2 separate regions of the Homo sapiens genome follow, and region 1 is linked to region 2. The links are chromatin loops, found by intact Hi-C in ENCODE. Cell type or tissue: CD14-positive monocyte. All regions are shown on one strand. Links, peaks and the distances in the headings refer to the core of each region. The heading gives the core; the rest is flanking DNA. Region 1 holds the start of LOC105370135 (a long non-coding RNA gene). Region 2 overlaps FLT1 (fms related receptor tyrosine kinase 1).

What was found. A loop is a pair of places that touch in the nucleus more often than their neighbours do. Peaks named below come from ENCODE experiments on the same cell type or tissue, not always from the same donor. Only the 100,000 strongest peaks of a DNase experiment are listed, where the experiment ranks them.
Region 1: it touches region 2 in a loop (7-fold over the local background); 3 of 110 quality-filtered maps call a loop at or near these places.

Annotation. Positions count from the first base shown.
Region 1 is chr13:28,573,407-28,576,326 of GRCh38, reverse strand. It overlaps LOC105370135 (a long non-coding RNA gene), which reads right to left and starts at 1,315. Exons shown (of 3, transcript XR_941799.3): 1 at 1,193-1,315. RefSeq lists an enhancer at 755-1,954. In CD14-positive monocyte, for the core only: no CTCF peak of the experiment used is centred there; DNase peaks (open chromatin) are centred at 1,516 and 2,146; H3K4me3 peaks cover 602 bases; H3K27ac peaks cover 2,062 bases.
Region 2 is chr13:28,470,361-28,473,280 of GRCh38, reverse strand. The region is part of intron 1 of FLT1 (fms related receptor tyrosine kinase 1); the gene reads left to right. Among named protein-coding and RNA genes, the nearest start is that of FLT1, 23 kb to the left of the region's middle. In CD14-positive monocyte, for the core only: no CTCF peak of the experiment used is centred there; a DNase peak (open chromatin) is centred at 1,660; H3K4me3 peaks cover 720 bases; H3K27ac peaks cover 1,157 bases.

The sequences.
Region 1 (2,920 bases), core at 224-2,723, 100 kb before region 2:
AAGAGTGCTATAGTAATTGTTTCCCAGCTGCCTCTGTCTTAAACTGGAATTTGTCCCCCACTTCTGGGATAGGATCTGATGTGTAACAAGTGTTACGTAACCAATTGTGCAGCAGGGTTGCCAATTCATGCAGGTACCATTTGACATATAGATTAACCCACCATGATTTAATTTGGTCTATAAATAACTGGATCATTTTTATTTTTCTCTGTCCCCATCCATTGGCTACTGGGAACATTTTCATGAAATGGCTCATCCAGGTTAAAGCTTACCCCACTCCAAAATTTAAATTATTTCTCTTTTATTTTATTTTTATGTATTTATTTTTTTTGAGACGGAGTTTTGCTCCTGTTGCCCAGGTTGGAGTGCAATGGAGCAATCTCAGCTCACCGCAACCTCTGCCTCCTGGGTTCAAGCGATTCTCCTGCCTCAGCCTTTCAAGTAGCTGGGATTACAGGCATGCAGCACTGCACCAGGCTAATTTTGTATTTTTAGTAGACACAAGGTTTCACCATGTTGATCAGGCTGGTCTCAAACTCCTGACCTCAGGTGATCTGCCCACCTCGGCCTCCCAAAGTGCTGGGATCACAGGCATGAGCCCCCATGCCCGGCCTCAATTATTTCTCTTTTATAATCACTTGTGTAAATCACTTGATGATTTTTACTCGTGTAATCACTTGATGATTCTAATTGCTTCTCTTGTATAATCGCTCACTCTCTCAGATGGCCTTGCCTCCCTCTGGCTTCTTTCCCTAAGATGGCATCTGATGTTGGGGGATGGGGAGTGTGGCTGTTTCGTTCTGTGGCCGTTGAGGAAGAGAGGGCCCCTGGGCTCCTGCAGGCATGAAGGCATCTGCTTTGTGGTATCTGCTGGCCTCTGGTGTAAAGTCCCTCATCTGCCCGGCTGTTGCTTGTCACACCTGTCTGGGAGTCCAAAGTCTATGGCTATTGAGTTCATAGTCTGCTCAGTTCCCGTGAGCAAGCAATCATCCTTGGGGTGCTGGGGTTGACTGGGCCTCCCCTCGTTTCCCGTTGACTGTGGATACCCTCATATTCCCAATAGGAAAAAAATCAATGACTGCCGTCACAAGACACAGTTGTTGAACCTTTCATCAATGCTCCGTAAAATACTTTCTGATTCTCAGACTCTCTTCTAAATATTCACAACAGGAAACATTTCGTCCAGCCTTACCTTCTGTGGATGATTCTGAAAACAGGTGTCAAAACTGATATGCCCTCCTCCAGAAATGCTGCTCTGTTGCTCCAGCTGAGCCTCCCTGATAGAGAAAGTCCGCCCATCAACAACATGTGTGTTGCTATCAGGTCCCCACGTCCTCTTCTAAGAAACACTGAAAACTTCCTGTTCCCAGGGGAAAAGATTTCACCTCACATTCCCAATAAAACCTAGTAAATAGAGGTGTGAGTCATTTCATGGAGTCCTCTGAAGAACACGTCAATGAATAAAGGCTGTTTTGTGAGTCATCGAGTTACACTGCTAGACGTGAACCATCGAAAGCAGTTTCCACCAAGGCAATCTGAGCGATGATGCGTCAAGCATTTCCTCTTCCTCCAGAGCATGTGTGACGGGAAGTTCGTGGCCTAGTGTGCATGGCTCTGTGCTTGAACATTTGCTCCAGGGCCTTTTGCTGCCCCTTCATCCTTGGCTTCCCACTCTAGTTGTGGGTCCAAGATGGCCTTGACAAGGGCTTCACAGAGAAGGTAGAGGAACAAGACCAAGAGAAATGGCAGGAGGTGGAAAATTGTGGAATTAAAAAAAAAAAATTAATGATACAGAGGTGAAGTGAAGGAAATGGTTGGAAACATCATTTCCTTTTGGCTCTTTCTTGGCCCTCTGAGTAGGCCAGATTAACCCCTGGCATCCCACCTCCCATGTGCCCACTGTGTCACAACCTGTGTGACACTTGAGGACTTGGTAGTTAAGATCCATTTGGACACCCCAAAGAGGAGAGCATGGAGATAACAAGGAAATGTTGAAAGACCCATATGTATGTGGGATTAGAACTGATTTTGGAACAGGCCTTGCGTTTGAATCCAGAGATCCAATAGGTCATATCTAGATGTGTCAAAATGCTTGGAGGTAGGAAGAAAGGGAACTTAAGAGAGAAGCGGTGGGGTGGGGCCAAGAGAGGGACATTGCTCAAGATAGGCAGAGAATTGCACTTGAAGAAGTGCCCTAGAGCTCTGGATGTGGGTTAGGAGGGTAGCATGGCCAGTGTCTCAAAGCTGTTTGTCCATCCAGAGGAGCGCAAGGCCGGCGTCATGTACTACATTTGCCCAGAGCCCCATGCTCAGAAGAGCCCATGCTTGGTTCAATGCTCTCTTGTCATCATTTTGAAATTCTTAATTTTTGAACAGGGGCTTGCCATTTTCATTTTGCACTGGGTCCCACAAATAATCTAGCCAGTCCTGGATGGGGGCATTTAGAACTTTGTCTGCACATGCCAGATGAACAGCCTGGGACTTGTGACAGACTGACCTCCCAGCTGCCCGTGAGCAAGGAAAGAGAAATTTTTGGCTACTACCGTTCGAGGAATTTCAACTTGTACATATTCAATGAGGAGGATGCTTGAGAAGGAAGCCTTTTCAGTTTCGTATCATGTCGAGGGCTTCTGGCAGTGGAGGGTGACTGTGCTGACAGTAGAAGCCATCTTTAGCGTAGATTTGGATGGACTCATTTTAAAGAATTCCAGAAGGTACATCCTTTGCAGAAAAGCCCCCCAAAGCAATATTAGCAAGATTGCTTTAAAGTGTTTAGTTTTATGCACTTAATATTAACAAATAAATACAAAACATATATTTGTGGTCTACTTTTTTTCCTTTTGTTACTAATTTTTAGTGGCTTGATGGTATGAAATGACTTTCCAGGAATTTGTTCTTTATTTATAACCTTATGACCACA
Region 2 (2,920 bases), core at 314-2,813:
CTGTCTTGGGTAGATACCTAGGAGTGCAATTGCTGAGTCATGTGTTTAAATTATGATCAACTCTTATGTTTAACCATCGAGGAATTGCCATACTGCTTGCCAAAGTGGGTTGCACCGTTTAAAAGTCCTACCTGCGATGTAAGAGGGTTCCAGTTTCTCCACATTCTCACCAACACTTGTTCTTATCTGTCTTTTTTATTTAAGCTTTCCCAGTCGGCATGAAGTGGTGTCTCCCTGTGTTTTTTATTTGCATGTTCCTGATGAATAATGATGTCCTTTATCTTTTCATGGGCTTATTGGTCATTTATATATCTTCTTTGGGAAGGTGTCTATTCAGAGCCTTGGTTGATCTTTAAAATTAGGCTGTTGTCTTTTTACTAACCATAAGTATTTCTAAAATGTGATTTCTAACTTATACATTGTTATCAATTACTGTGACCCCAGGATCAGAATTTTTAGCTGGAAAGGATCCTAAAAACCGAACCCTAATCTCCTGTGTTGACAGATGAAGAATCGGAGGCTTAATGTGGCCCGCCCATGGCCACAACAGAACTCACAAATGGCAGAGCTAGGGAGATTAATGACTCATAATAAAAAATGGAAAAACACAGATGTTTCATGAATTATATTCAAATAAAGCTCCTTTCTTACAGAGAATAACCCTAAGACTTCAACAGAATAAGGGGTGCCAAGGTGGCATCTGGTGGGAGAGAAACCAGGGGATTTGTCTTGAAGTTGGGTTCGACCAGCTAGAACACTGTTTATTTAGATTAGTAAAAATAGCAGTTTTCTAAACATACTCTTAGTCAGACTTTACAGACTTTACATTGAGAGTCTTGAGTTTTACAAGTGACCTCAAGGCTGTCTGGTTCATAATGACCTCCAGTGGGAGTTGGCTCTTTTAGTATCCATCATGGCAGCTTTGAAGAGCATTTGAAGAAAGAGCCTCAATCATCTGGGCTTTGGATTTAGTTGCAAAATAAAGCCATCATTTACTTGGATATGTATTCACTCTTCCCAATGAAGTCAAAGAAAACATTCCATTTTGCCTAATGAAACTAAGGTGGGGAATTAGGGGTGGCATTTTAGAACACTCTACGTATAGGCTTTCTATGTGAGGTCTAGCATGTGCGAAAGGAGAGAAGGGATTTGTGTCAAAGAGTCATAAAGTTCTGTTCCACCTGCCAGATAATACAGAACAGAAAAACAATGAAGAAAAGACTCAGATAAGATCAATACAAAGTGTCAGTGTTCAAATAAGTCCACGTTCACATGTTGGTTTTTTAATGCTATTAGCCTACACTGCTTGACCTTAACAGTTTTTCTAACAAAGTAGCATGGGATAAAGCCCATTTTCATGCTCTATGTTGAGTTTTTTTGTTTTATTTTATTTAAATGTTTTCGTGATGTAAGGAGATCTGTATGCCTCTTATGATTATATTGTAATTGACTTTGATGAAAACAGTAGTTCACAGAAGGGACAAGATCATTTATTGGGAGGACAAAAATCATTCTTTTAAATCAGATTTCTAGGCTGCCATGTGAAGCATTAGAAAGTTCTCATCTGCATCTGAGATTCATTGCTAAATTATAGCACTCCACCCTTGAAAATGAAATAGCCTGTAGGTTTGTTATGTAAATGGGCAACATGACTCTGAGCTACTGAGACGATCAAGCTGACTTCCCCATGCTATGACTATGCATGTGTTTATGGGTACGTACATACACATCTATCTTTATATAAATCACTAATAAGATGGGCAAGTGTCTAGCATGCAGTAGATGCTAAAACAAATGTTGAATCTTTGTTACTCAGATAGGTACATGGACATGAAACTGCCTCAAAGAAATGTGTTAAGGCCTAATAATGTGAATTCAAAACATTCAAGAAATAAATATTTTCACTTTCCCTTTTTCTTATTCGTTTTCCTGTTAAACTATAATCTTGACACCTCCAATAACCTTTATGAGATTCTAGTTTCCTATTAACTGAAGGATAGTGATGCACTCAAAGTCACCAGTTACTTGGAAATTTGTTCCTTATACTTCTGTTTACCTGTGTTTTGGTTAACTGTTTTTTATCTAGCTTCCTCATTCCAGGTGCAAAATACACTGATGTTACTGGAGACAAATTATGTGGCAACGCTTTTTTTTAGAATAACCCCATTTTTGTCAGTGTCTTTTAACCACTCAGTTATGTTGTCTTCTGGTTGGGGGACAGCATGGGGAGTGTGGACACGAACAAGTAGAGGGCACACTGTCTAAGAGATCTTCTCTAAATAGCACTTCTTGCGCGGCGCGGTGGCTCACGTCTGTAATCCTAGCACTTTGGGAAGCCGAGGTGGGCGGATCACCTGAGGTCAGGAGTTTGAGACCAACCTGGCCAACATGGCAAAACCCCGTCTCTACTAAAAATATAAAAATTAGCTGGGTGTGGTGGCAGGCGCCTGTAATCACAGCTACTTGGAAGGCTGAGGCAGGAGAATCGCTTGAACCCAGGAGGCGGAGGCTGCAGTGAGCTGAGATTGTGCCATTGCACTCCAGCCTGGGCGACAAGAGCAAAACTCCATCTCAAAAATAAGTAAATAAATAAATAAATAGCACTTCTCTCAGCTGGGCTTTGGGTGGTTCTTTGAAGTTAGCGGTTTCCTCTGATGAGGGTCAGGAGTACTGGTGTTCTAAGTTGCTGATAAAGAAAGATTCATGTGGTCTGGAAACCAAGATGTAGGCAGTGGGATGTCACAAACAGGGGAACTGCTTCTTTTCCTGGACGGGAGCGCTCAGCATCTCCAGACAGACCACAGAGATAACTACAAGTAATGCCAGAAGTTTCCACAGGAAGCTTCGATGGATCTTTTCCAGCACATGAACAATTGCTCAATTAAATCCCCAGAGTTCCATGCCATAAAGAAGGGCAGAA